2 separate regions of the Homo sapiens genome follow, and region 1 is linked to region 2. Evidence: chromatin loops called from intact Hi-C (ENCODE). Cell type or tissue: natural killer cell. All regions are shown on one strand. Links, peaks and the distances in the headings refer to the core of each region. The heading gives the core; the rest is flanking DNA.

The links. A loop is a pair of places that touch in the nucleus more often than their neighbours do. Peaks named below come from ENCODE experiments on the same cell type or tissue, not always from the same donor. Only the 100,000 strongest peaks of a DNase experiment are listed, where the experiment ranks them.
Region 1: a loop joins it to region 2, with 4 times the contacts of the local background. A loop is called at or near these places in 2 of 110 quality-filtered maps.

What each region holds. Positions count from the first base shown.
Region 1 is chr19:27,980,999-27,987,444 of GRCh38, forward strand. All of the region lies in intron 3 of LINC02987 (long intergenic non-protein coding RNA 2987), which reads left to right. LOC105372346 (a long non-coding RNA gene) reads right to left here. Exons shown (of 3, transcript XR_007067373.1): 2 at 5,784-6,009; 3 at 2,226-2,569. It also overlaps the pseudogene LOC100419833. Among named protein-coding and RNA genes, the nearest start is that of LINC00662, 190 kb to the left of the region's middle. In natural killer cell, for the core only: no CTCF peak of the experiment used is centred there; no DNase peak of the experiment used is centred there.
Region 2 is chr19:28,441,917-28,448,362 of GRCh38, forward strand. LOC105372349 (a long non-coding RNA gene) reads left to right here and starts at 3,368. Exons shown (of 3, transcript XR_935886.3): 1 at 3,368-3,581; 2 at 3,672-3,772; 3 at 3,866-6,446. It also overlaps the pseudogene LOC100420587. RefSeq lists an enhancer at 3,874-4,581. In natural killer cell, for the core only: no CTCF peak of the experiment used is centred there; no DNase peak of the experiment used is centred there.

The DNA of each region.
Region 1 (6,446 bases), core at 2,555-5,054, 460 kb before region 2:
GAACAGGAAATTGATGTTGGAAATAGTTTCAGATGGGTTTTCAGTTAAACAGATGAGAAAACTACATCTCTGCTCATATTTTAACTGCTCTTCCAGAGAACATCAAACATTTGTTGACTTAGCCAGTGGATAAGATATTAAAACTTTAAAACCAAGAAACTAAATATGTTGTTCAGGTATTGATTGTTTTTATACAATTAAGTCTTTACAGGGATTACTGTGAAAGTGGTTCTATATTATTTTATATTCATTTGTTTAAACATTTAACAAGAAGCCAGGTACACTGGCTCACACCTATAATTCCAGCACTTTTGGAGGCCAAGGTAAGAGGATCACTTGAGCACAGAAGTTTGAGACCAGCTTGGGCAACAAAGACCCTGTCTTTAATTGAATTTTTCCTTTAAATTAGCCCAGCTCAGTGGCATGAGCCTGTAGTCGCAGTGACTTGAAAGGCTTAGGTAAATGGATTGCTTGAGCCCGGGAGTTTGAGGCTGGTGTTAGCTAGGATCATGTCACTGCACTTTAGCCTAAGTGACAGACTGAGACCCTGTTTCTTAACAAAAAAAAAAAATAGGCAAGGGCAGCTCTATGATCATGTGACAGAAGGCTGTTCTCAGCCTTTATCTCTCCCACTGCCTTCAACTCATCCCCCACATTCTGTTCTGTCTGTGGGTGACAGAAGCTGAGCACCTTAGGGTTTTATTTCCAGCTCAGGAGAAACACTGAGTAAGTCCAGTGCCCTGCCAGAAGTCATATCATAAAGTGAGTTTAGTCTAGCCAAGATGTCTCTCTTTAATCTCTCTGCCTTCCAGTGTTTAAAGAGTATTCCTGTCCTGTCTAGTGACAGTTTCTCACCTTCATAATTTCAAGGTGAGTAGAAACTGGCGTTATGCCCTTTGACATAGCCTCATGCACTGAGGCAGAGGGGAGGGATTCCCTTTCCCATCAAATGTAGCTTATGTATGTATTTGAGACCAATCCTTGTTGTTTTGGAGTTTTTCCTCCTCAGAAATAACAGGGTGGCTCTCCATGGATCCATTTGTTGCCATGGTGTTGTACCCATGGCTTTTGTTGGTGTTTTTTGACTTCAGTAAGCCTCTTTTTGTTATCCTTGTGAAAAAGTCTGCAAGTTCTTCAGAGCTAATAAATGGCATTCATCATTCCTGTCATCTGATCACTGTTGTGGGGCCTTGTGAGTGAGCATGGAGTCTGAGCTGTGCACCTGCACTAAGGGAACTCTCAAGAATGAGCCCCGAGTCAGCAGCACATATGCATGAGAGGTGGTCACCTTTCTCCCCATCCCAGAGTCAGGGTGCTGGATGCAGAAGGGACTGCAAGCAACTGTGCCTTGTTTGGACATTAGCATAGGAATCCAACTGGGTAGCCTTTATTTGTTTCAAAACAGAATTTAGAGACATCCTAGTAGCTCAGAATTATATTTTTAAATGAATAGAAATAAATTTTATTAAATGACAACAGAAAAAAACCACTACATGTTTAGTACATGAACTAAACTTATGTAGTATTGTTTGAAGGGTATCTACAAAATTCTCACCCTAATGTTTTCTTGCAAAAGAAGTGAAAATATAAAGTGAAGAGACATTCTGTAACAAGGAACCACTGAGAAACACAAAATATTTAAAAGTCATATAAAATTTATGTGCATTTTTGAGGATTATAAAATAATCAGTTGGCATCAGACTTTTCATTTTAGCAACATTTATAGAATTATTTTCTAGTGGGAGTTTTCACACAACTTTTGAAAAATATGTTAAAATTGAAAACTTTCTTGTATTTTGTAAACTACTGAGGTTCCAATTCAGGGTGCTTTTTTTATATTTATAAGGTCCATCTCTACAGCATGTAATATCATGGGTCTTTGAGTGAATATCAACTAAAGGCATTCTGACATTCTGTACATTCATAGGTTTTACCTCAGAAATGAGTTTTTTCTTGTCTTCAGGTGGAACTGGAACGAGTAAAACACTACCATATGTTTGTATTTATAAGGCTTTTCTTCATTGAACCCTTTTATGTTTTCAAAGAGAAATGACAAAAACCGAAGGCTTTACCATGTTTCTTAAAATTTTGTGGTTTTTCTCCATTTTAAATCCTAAAATGTCTTTAAAAGCAAGTGGGAAAATCAAGTTTATTATCACATGTTTTACATTTATGCTTTTCCCCCAGTATGAGTTTTTCTAAGTTTTCAAAGAGAACTGAGAAAATTCCAGGCTTTCCCATATTTATTACATAATAGGGTTTCTCTCTAGTGTGTGCTTTTTCATGTGTTCTTAAAGAACTAGAACTTATAATTGCTTTATCACATTTCTTACATCAGAATAATGTTTTTGAAGATAGCCCAGTGGACTAACATTGTCCCATGTTGGTTTTCTTGTGTTTCTCCTCCCACAGGAATGAGCTTGAAAGACAGTTTTTGCAGCTAATTGACTATAACGTCGAAGTTTCTGGAAGTGTTTATGCCAAGTACTATTTTGATCTTCGATCCTTGGCAAAGGACAATAGCTTGCATTTTCCAGTTTATCTTCTCAACAAAGAAAGGGCACAGAACCTGGAAGTAAGGCGATAAAGTCACTAAGGGGGGTTTTCTGTCAACCACCAAAGCCAACATCTGTGACTAGATTAGATTAAGTAGTGATGAGAAAAATGAAAAGCTCCAAAATTAACTTACATACTGAAGAGCTTATTTCCTGTATCATTTATGGTTTATACAAGAATCCACATTATTTAAATATTATAGATCTCTTCTGTGACCATAATTCAGAATATTTTTAACCAAATTTAATTCAGTCTTAGTGGTATTCTTTTTGAATCTTTGCCCTTTCAAGTAAGCATACATGAATAATTTCTTGCAATTCTATTTTAAATGATATCTGCATATGTAATGCACTTACCACTTTTGCCTGTTTTTTATTACTTAGTTTGCAAATTTATGTCATTTTTTATTGTATATATTACAGTGCAGCCAGTTCCATAAATTTGTTAGGCAAAGCATTAGTGCTTAAGCCAAGAGACCTACACTTAGTCTGTATAAGGTATGAGCGTCTCAGGTAGTGATGCAAGAAGTACATGTGTTTTACTGGAAATGGTAACTTTTGGGGGGCAAAGCAATATTTATGGTTTGTGACTTCTGGTTTCAGTTGTGAGCAAAGTTGCAACTGAAATGGATGCATATTTATAATTAGTACTTTCTGTGGTACCTTAGAAGTACTTTAGAATAACATACCTTCTACCATAATTAATGTGCCAGGTTCTGCCTTTTGCTGCTTTAGTCGTTCGACCTCTTTGATGTTCCAGTGCACTCCTGCACACATCTGCTTCATTCAAATTTGCTTTGAGGATATAATAACTACTGCAGATGGGGTAGACTCTGAATAGATTAATAAACTATAAATTTTCCTTTGCTCCAGCAATCTAATCATAGCCCTTAAAGGAGATTACCTTAGTGAGGTGGCAGGGAGTAGCATCCCCGGAACCTGGCAGTGCGAACCTCAGCCAAAGGAGCTGTAACTGTGAACTATCTAAAGGAGCGTCTGCATGTCTGGCTTATCATCAATGGTGCTTGTTAAAAGGCTGGAGCCCTTTTTAAAATTGTACCTCTTTTCTGTTTCATTTACTTTCTTAGGCTATTTCAAGGATGGAAGACGCCAAAATCTTTTATAGTGAAGGTCCTTCAGCGCTGATAATTTCATTAATCTTCAGCGCTCTAAAGCCATTAACTCTTGAAGGAAGAAATGAGGGGCTATATCATGTGAACCCCTCATCAAAAAAGTTCGGAAAATATTACCTCTCATGCTCAACAACTAGAAAAGTTAGTATTTTCAAAAGAAGAAAAATCTCAAAGTTGAGAGGCTTGTGGGCAACTAGGATTGCACTCCACAGGAAAAAAATGGGATCGTTGCAGTGCAACAACTCTCGTACACTCTTCTGTCTTTTTAAACGTAAACAGGTATAAAAACTACTCCAAAGTGAAGACTTCTTGCCCATACATAGATATCTTTTTCTGTGTGTGGACTAATAGCTGTGAACTATGTAAGGGTTTTAAAACAATAGTTTAAATTTTTAGATTTCAGACATAATTTTCTGTTTCTTTTCTATTTTTCTTTTCCCCCAATATTGCTGCAGACACATTTAAAATAAATGCAGTATTACTATTAAAACATGGGACTGTAATAACTCATGAAGCCACTAGAAGCAGACCGCTCATTTTCAGGTGTTGAAGGGTTCTACCTGCCTACTTTTACCATCGGAGCTGCTCGTCACTGGCAATCATTTTAAACAAAAGCTGATGGAGTTCATTTGCCATTCATATCTTTTGTAAGCATTACTTGCTAGCATTTTAGCATGTTTGGGGTCACAAAAGAAAAACTATTAGTTATTGGTTACCTACTTGTATTAGGGTCCATGGTATGTTTCTTATAAACTATAATGATCCTTTTGTGTGTGTGTGTGAATTTTATTTATTTATTTACTTATTTTTTATTTGCTGATAAATTTTCTTATTTGTTAAATAAATGTATTGAGAGATATTTTCATAATGCCAAACCACATGATGATCCAGTGGTGATATAAAAATAATAATAAGTGATGTGATCTGAAAGTTTCAGGGCAGATTCTAGTTTTAATGTAGTGTGCTTAGACCCTCCAGTGCACGGCAGCTTATGTATATATGCTATAAACCTTTATAAAATACCGTTCAAAAGTTTCATAGTATTTATTTTTTCTTTTTTATAAAAGATGGGGTCTTACTATGTTGCCCAGGCTAGAGTGTAATGGCTATTCAGAGGCACAATCATGACTCCACAGCCTGGAAATTCTGGCCTCAAGCAATCCTCCCATGTCAGCCTACCAAGTAGCTAGGACTATAGGTGTAGTACCACCACCTCTGGTTTTATTTTGCAAAAACTGAATATTAAGCTTTTAACTTTTTGTTTCAGTCAATATCTGCTGTCTCCAAGAAACGCTGAAACAAAAAATTAAAAGCTTAATATTTAGGAGCTGGGCATGCCTGTAGTTCCAGCTACTCATGAGTCTTAAGTGGGAGAATCACTTGAGGCCTAGCATTGGAGGCAGCAGTGCTCTATGATTGTGCCTGTAAATAGCCATTGCACTACAGCCTTGGCAACATAGTGAGACCCTATGCCTTTAAAGAATTGCAAAACTAAATACATGTATAAGCAATATAATAAACTTTCCAATGATGTTTTGTAAATGTTTGTAGCACTGATACTTGTACAAGTATCAAAGCTTAAAATTACACTAAGACTTTTGGAATTCTTGTATTTTTATAAAGTGCCCTCTTCTCTTTTAAAGTAGTTCTTAGCAGGGCTGTTATCTACGTTGATCACCTAAAATTATTTTCCCTACATGTGGTAAAGGAAGAATATGATCAGTGTTAATTTACATGTAACAGATTAGAAGGAATTGGACCCTAATAGTAGCAGGTGATTAAACATTTTATTATCCCACCTGTTAGCCTGGCTACAGGTATTATATTTCATGTCCTGCTGTTTACAAAAAAGAACTTCCATAAACCTTAGAAATCTTACTTCCTCAAAAATTATTGTTTATGGAGTTTAGAGCTTGGAGATTTAAGTATTTATTGCAGTTTTATTTTCAAATGATAAATGCTATCTATAATTTATGTGGTTTTTATTTCTCATGTTTACATTAAAATAAAACCTGATAAACTGTTTTAATTAAAATGTGACCAATGTGTTCATAACACTTGTAATTACATTATGTTACATATCTGCCTAACTTACATGGTTTAAGTCAGTCTTGATATGTCCGAAGACATTTTGATAAGTTGCTTTCACCGTTCATAAGTTGGTTTGATTCATGCCTCTGTTTAAGATGTAATATTTGTTTTCTCTCTCTTAAGCTCTTTTCAAAGTGAAGATAATTTGTTACACTTAAAATCACTGTCCAGCCACAGTACTTAGTGGCATAGTGCATTAGATGGCATCTTTGAATAAATGGTTATTGTGCCTGTGAGAAAAAAGCATAATATGCTTATTAGGATATAAAATTATGTAAATATACAAAAGAGAAAGGATTTCCAGAAATAGTACAGAATTAGAACAAGAGGTGTTTGAAGTATTCAATTACACAGAAAAAAAATTGGAAGTACAAAAAGTAGAATTAGTGTTGCTGTACAGAGGGTGACAAACCACATAATTTGACTTTCGCACACTGTTTTCAAGCTTACATTTTAGTTAAAAATATATCAAATCAGTTAGGTTGTTTTTTAGAACTAAGAGTCTAGCCACTCAGCTTCAGTGATTCTCACTAAATCTTTAATTCTTTAGTACCTAAGGTAAAATTTTAAATAACTTATCACCTTATCTTGATAAAGTGCTGACTAAAATCAATGATCTCATTTAACTTAAAAGAAAATATTTATAAATTACTGTTTATAAGAAAGT
Region 2 (6,446 bases), core at 1,967-4,466:
AGGCAATATTTTTGTGTGTTAGCTACAGTCTGGCCGGTCATGACATGCACACTCAAAAGAGAGCCAGATATTTTTTAAAAAGTATGGTGAGGCTGAGTAGCCCATTTGACAATAAATGTAAAGTGCTCACATTTCCATTGGTCTGTTTGGAATTTCCCTAAGAAGAGTTATTTCTTTCTGTAATAAAACCAGAAGTCGAATGTAATAAACCATAGCTGGTCTGTGGGGGTTTGTGGCTAAAGTGAGTATGGAAAAGTCTGTGAACTTTCTGTTTATTTCCTTTTCCCAACCAAACCCTTGAAACTAGAGGCTGGAAGGAAGGGGTAGAGTTGAGGGCCATTGGACTAGGTGGAGGAAGTGACCTTGCAGATCCTTTCACATTCTGTAATGCATGCAAAAAATAATGAGAATGAGATAGCTGAAGTTTCAATTCTTTAGAGAGAGATTCAAATTCATTTGTCGGTTACAGGAAGCAAAAAAAATGCCATTATTAATTTAGGCAATTAGAGAACTTTGAAAGTAATATTTAGTACTTTTTTTAAAAAGCCTGTCCCAGGAGTTCAGCCCACAGCCTAGGAAAGCTTAATTTTTATAGTATTTCAAATGAAGAAAGGTCATTTCTTGGATGTGCTTGACAGAAGATTGTAATTATAAACTGGTAATTTTAATGAGAAGTGGGGTTTCCATAAAAACGGAATGAACTTTTGAGGAAGTAAAATTAGAGTGCATGTTCCATCCACTGTGGCATTTCCAAACAGGTCAGTGTTCCCAACATTGCCACCTGCTCTGCCATACTTTCCTGAAAAACGTTAATGCTTTGGTACCTACATCTGCTTCTCCTGCCTTCTCAATGCACCAAACAAGACATCAGACCTTTTTCTTGCATGGAGGCCTGCCTCCTGCGATGTCTGATCCACACACTTTTCTCTTCTCTGAATGCTAAACAGAGAGAACATTGCATTGTGATCTTCCCAGATTTAGGGCAGAGACAGGGCAGTCAGTCTGGGAAGGCACTTAGTGGAGTGAGCCCACAGTGTGGAGGGGTGAGTGCCTCCTGAGGAATCCTGCCCTCTCTACAGTCCACGTTTTCTGGCAGATCCAAGAGGTCACTTAAGGAGTTTTGAACAACCTGTACTGTAATGTCCTGAGGGTGCCTCAGCGTCATCTGTGCTCATCCCATTGTTATCTAACCAAATGGAGTCACTTTGCCTGTGTGCAATGGAAAGCCAAAAAATTGACACACTGGATTTTTGCAGAAAAACAAAAAAAAATTATTGCCGGTCAACTGGCAACGAGACAGGAGGAAACCCTCAAATCTGTCTCCCTGAGCTGGGGGCTGAGTGGGGTTTTATAAGCACAGGGTAATAAGGTGTGATCTGCTTGGATCTTGCAATGAGGTGATGCTGGGAGGCATAATCTCACTGATCCTGCCGCAGGACAATGCCAGGGTTTGATGTGCTTGAATCCTGGATCCTGCCATGTGGCATCCACTTTTAAATTTGGTCTCACTCCTCAGTTCGAGCACTTGGGGCTGCCCATCGTCGCGCACTTGGCTCATCTGGGCATGCTCCAGCAATGTGACCTTCGACCTGCAGGTCCATGGCAACTGAACAACAACTCACAACCTTGTTACGTGGAAGCTGAGCCAGACCGGTCTGGTGCAGTTACACATCCCTACAGGGTCTGATTTTACTGACTACGGGGGAGCTTGGGTATTGTTTTTTTTAAGCTCCTCAGATGATTCTAACACTCAGCAGGGGCTGAGAGCCACGGAGTTACTTTCTGAGAAGGAGTAAATATCAGCAAAGAAAGAGAGACAGGAAAGGCACTTGGCAGCAGCCTGGTGAGTAAGGGGTCAGGCAGCACCAAGCAAGGTTGGAGGATGAGCACAGTGAGGACCCACAGGGCCTATCAACTGTGTTAAGATAAACACCAAATCCTGCGGCTGGGCATGGTGGCTCACACCTGTAATCCCAGCACTTTGTGAGGCTGAGGCGGGAGGATCACCTGAGATCGGGAATTCGAGACCAGCCTGGCCAGCATGGAGAAACCCCGTCTCTACTAAAAATACAAAATTAGCTGGGCGTGGTGGCACACGCCTGTAATCTCAGCTACTTCGGAGGCTGAGGTAGAAGAATCGCTTGAACCAGGGAGGCGGAGGTTGCGGTGAGCTGAGATTGCGCCATTGCACTCCAGCCTGGGCAACAAGAGCGAAACTCCGTCTCAAAAAAAAAAAAAAAAAAACCCTAGAAAGCCCCAGGAAGTCAAAGAAGGGCGTCAGTGCAGAGCAATGCGCCAGCTCTTGGTTGCCGTATTCCTGGTGCTACAATAAAAGTTTGTTGACCATGTGCACTCAGGTGGGAATCAGAGGCTCAAGAGAAAAGCTAAAACCACCTGGAAGCTAAGCCTTGTCTAACCAAATCTATTGAGTCTCCCTCCAGCTAACTGAGGGGTCAGATGCCACTCATTTCTGTTTGGGAACAGTCATTTGCTTTAACTCTCAGCCTCTTGCTGCAGCCATGCTGCCTTCCCCTCAGTGTCCTCCTTCCTGCCACAGTAAGTCACTCTGGAGTGCCACGCTCCACTTAAAAATAAACACCTTCTGTCTCCATCCTGGCACAGTTTCAGCTTATTTAGCATTCTAACATATGTCGTCTGTTTTCCCAAACAATCTAACATGAGCATAGCACGATGGGGTTGATAATTTGGGCAAATGAGAAACAGCCTGCCATCAGCACAGACACAGTGACATTTGATTTGCTATCGGTAGATTCCATTGTGTTCTCTCTTCTCATCCTTGGATGATAAACACAGAAAAAGACTGCAAGATTTCCAGCCCTGGCTCTGTGGCAGAGAATAAGGTCTGGAGGCAGGGAACCTAAGGCTGCTTCAGGCTGACTTCTTAGAACTAAGTTGAAAGGAAAACCTTAACCTTCCATGCCTAAGTAACAAAAGGACCACAGGCTACTCCCTTTGACCTTTTCTCCAGGGCAAATGGGAAATTGGCTGTTCTGCAACAAATCAGACTGATTACCGGTCAAGTCTTCGTTTGCAACTTTGCAACTTCTCTCCAGCCTCTGAAAGGTTACTGTCCACAACCCATCAGACTGATTGCAGGCCGAGTCTTCATTTGCATAGAAGTATAACTTTGTAGCTTCATCCTAGCCTGTGACTGCTCCTTTAGGAACCAATCAGATGTTTGCACAGGAGGGTGACCTTTGTAACTTCTCTTCAGCCTCTGGTTGGCTGCTTTCTGCAACCAATCAGATTGATTGTGGGCTACCACTTCACTTACCTGAGATGAGCAAGAAGTGGCCAATGGGAAACTTCTAGGGGGTATCTAGACCCAAGAAGATTCTGTATCTGGGCTCTTGAGCCACTGCGGCTCAGTCCACTCCCACACTGTGGAGTGTACTTTCATTTTCAATAAATCCCTGCTTTCGTTCTTTTGTTGCTTCATTCTTTCTTTACTTTGCTGGGCATTTTGTCCAGTTCTTCGTTCAAAACACCAAGAACCTGGACAGCTTGCAGTTATGACCCTCTACCGGTGACGTATCTTGGCAAGCCAGCCAGGAGGAAAGGTAGGCCCAAAGTTTGGGATTTATTTTTCTCCTTTCCCCTTTTAAATCTTTCTCTCTTTTCCTTTTCAACTCGGGACCCTCTGTGGACAGTGCCTAAGCATGGAGACAACTGCAACTTTCTGGCCAGCGCCACTCTGGTGAAACTGAAAGGTTTCCACATGGAAGCGCCTTACTGCCGCCGCCCAGTTCGGGTGAGGGACCTGAGTCCTTTTCTTGTTTTCATTTTTCTGAGTCCTGTTCCTTTTTCCCTTTTTCTGAGTTATTTTCCTTTCCTCCTTTTTCAGTCTTTCAGCAGCTGTTTCCTAGTGGCTCCTTGGTAATTGAGAGGAACTGGCCAGGGCCGCTCTCCAGTGATCTCTGAAGTCCAGGGAGTGAACAGGGATGGCTGCCCTGCCTGGAAGGGGGAAAGACACTTTACTATCCTTTCCAGTTATCCTTTCACAACTGCATGTGACGCAGTTGGCAGCGGCAGCTCGTCCAGGGCAAATTCACACACGTTTCAGGTGACTTAAACTCCTTCTTTTCTTATGCTAAATTCTTCCCTAATCGTACTCAACTGGCTAAGGAACAAAACGGCCCACCCAGCATCCAGTTCTTATTACAGATCATGATTATTTTTTATAAAGCTCACAGTATGCTCTGGAGAGGAAAACCTGCATGTGGCGCCCCCTCCTAAGGCCAGAGACGTCTGGAACTCTTAAGATTGGACCCCGCAGGAGGACGTTCTTTGGGTTCTACGGACCTCAAACTCTCCAAAGGGGATGCCCTTGGCAGAGGTTCAGAGGTCTAGTATTAAGTCCTCCTTAGAATTTCCTCTCGGAGTTGAAATGCTGCTTGGACCGAAAAGTGTCTAGAATCTGAAGTTTACTGTCTAATGGAAAAGTGGGATGGTATTGCATAAATACAGGTCTTATAGGAGTTATTAAGAAGTTATTTTAGGCAGATAGAGAGGAAAAGGGGTCCTTGGGAAGTTTTTCTTTTAAAGCAGCTCCAGAAACCTTTCTTGTCTAGCAGGAAAGGCCCGGCTCTTAGATCCCGCCGACAAGCTTTGATATCCAAATCCCGGCCATTAGAAACTGGGTCCACCCAAACATGGTGATTCCCGCTGTCTTCTTGCCATTGCCCCGACTTGGGCCTGGAAACATGGCCACCCCCACATATCCACAGGTGTGTAGGACACCATGGCGCCCTGTATTCGCATATTAAAAGGTTAGGGTGGGAGGGCCAGGTTTTTGCGGGCCACGTGAGTGATATGCCTGGTCAAACCAATCCCCTGAGCCCTATGCAAATCAGGCACCACCTCCTCCAGCCTCCTCATATAAGCAGCCACTTTTCCCACCACACGGGTTTTCTCTTTGTTCGAATCCCCTCTCCCTCTGTCTCTGTACAGGGAGGCTGTTTTCTTCCTTCTTTCTTGCCTATTAAACACTCCACTCCTTAAAACCACTCCACGTGCGTCCATGTCGTTTTATCCAATTTGGTGCAAGATTAAGGACCCTGGTGTACCTCCATTCATTGGAGACTTATCACAGGCTTTTGTGCTGCCGTTCTAAGCAGGGGCCTGGTTAACGTGTGATGCCTTGCTTTGGTACTGTTTGGCCCCAGTGCTCCTTGGAGTCTGGGGAGGTTTAGCCTTTAAAATTCAAACTGCCAAGGAGACTGCTTTATCCAAAATTTTGGTTCACAGCCTTCCTTGGATTATCTATTGGGGCAAAGTAAAACCGGCAAGCTTGTACTGCTATCTCATGGCTAAGGTTCCGAGCTGTTGGATCTTTGTTTATGTGTGTGTATACATGTCTAGATGTGTTTATACAACAAATGTACACTTATTGTTGTATATTGTGTCTACAAAATTGGCTTATAAGTGAAAGAGCGCTCATGAAAACTGAGTAAGTCTAAGCAATTTTCAAGTTCATGTGACTTAAAGTATAACTTTACTAAACGAGCTAGCTTTAAAATTATTGGTGGAATAAAAATAGAAATGTTTTCAGAATTGTCAACATACATTTTGGCTGAATTTTATGTTTTTCTGTGCTAGATATTTTAAAATGTCAGTGTTAATTCAAGCTGGAAGCTGCTTAGGGCAAATCTGCCTCCCATTCTATTCAAAGTCTCACTGAGATAAATACATAACTAATTGCTTCCTTTGGAAAGGCTAATAAGAAACTCAAAAGAATGCAACCCTCTGTCTCCCACCTGTGATTGGAAAGCCCCCAGCCTCCTCGCCTCGAGTTGTCCCGCCTTCTGGGACCAAATCAATGTTTGTTTTACATATGTTATTTGATGTTACATGTCTCCTTTGTTAAAAGTCAAAATTAAGTACAGTGAGTGGGATAAATGTTTTAGGTAAACTTTTTGTGTAAATTAAAATCTTAGAGCTATTTTTAACACCCATTTGATATCTGGGCCATTTCCAATTGAGAAAGTGTTGTAATATGAGGAAATATGTTTCAAAAATTATGGAATTCATAATTCCATCTATTTTTCTTATCTGAAAATGCCCATATCTGATAGTTCTTATCTATAAATGCCCATATCTGATGGTTCAGGATTTCTTGCTTTTTGGAGTTTCACTAAAGTTTTAGGTTACTAAGGATAAAATTCTAGTTAACATGTAATTCTGTACACAAAATGTGCCGGAAAGGGTTATTTTATTAGAAAAAAAAGAATAATAATTTTGTCTAATCCAGAAGTTATCTAAAAGTTAGTTCAAATTACAGATTTGAAAAAGTTATTTATGAAACAATGTAGTAAGGACTCATTAAGTAGGGGAGAAAAGTGTGGAAAAAGTTAAATAATAAAATGTTCTTTCAAACCTGGAAACCTTGGAGACATTTGGCTAATTAACACTTTCATAGTTAAAGC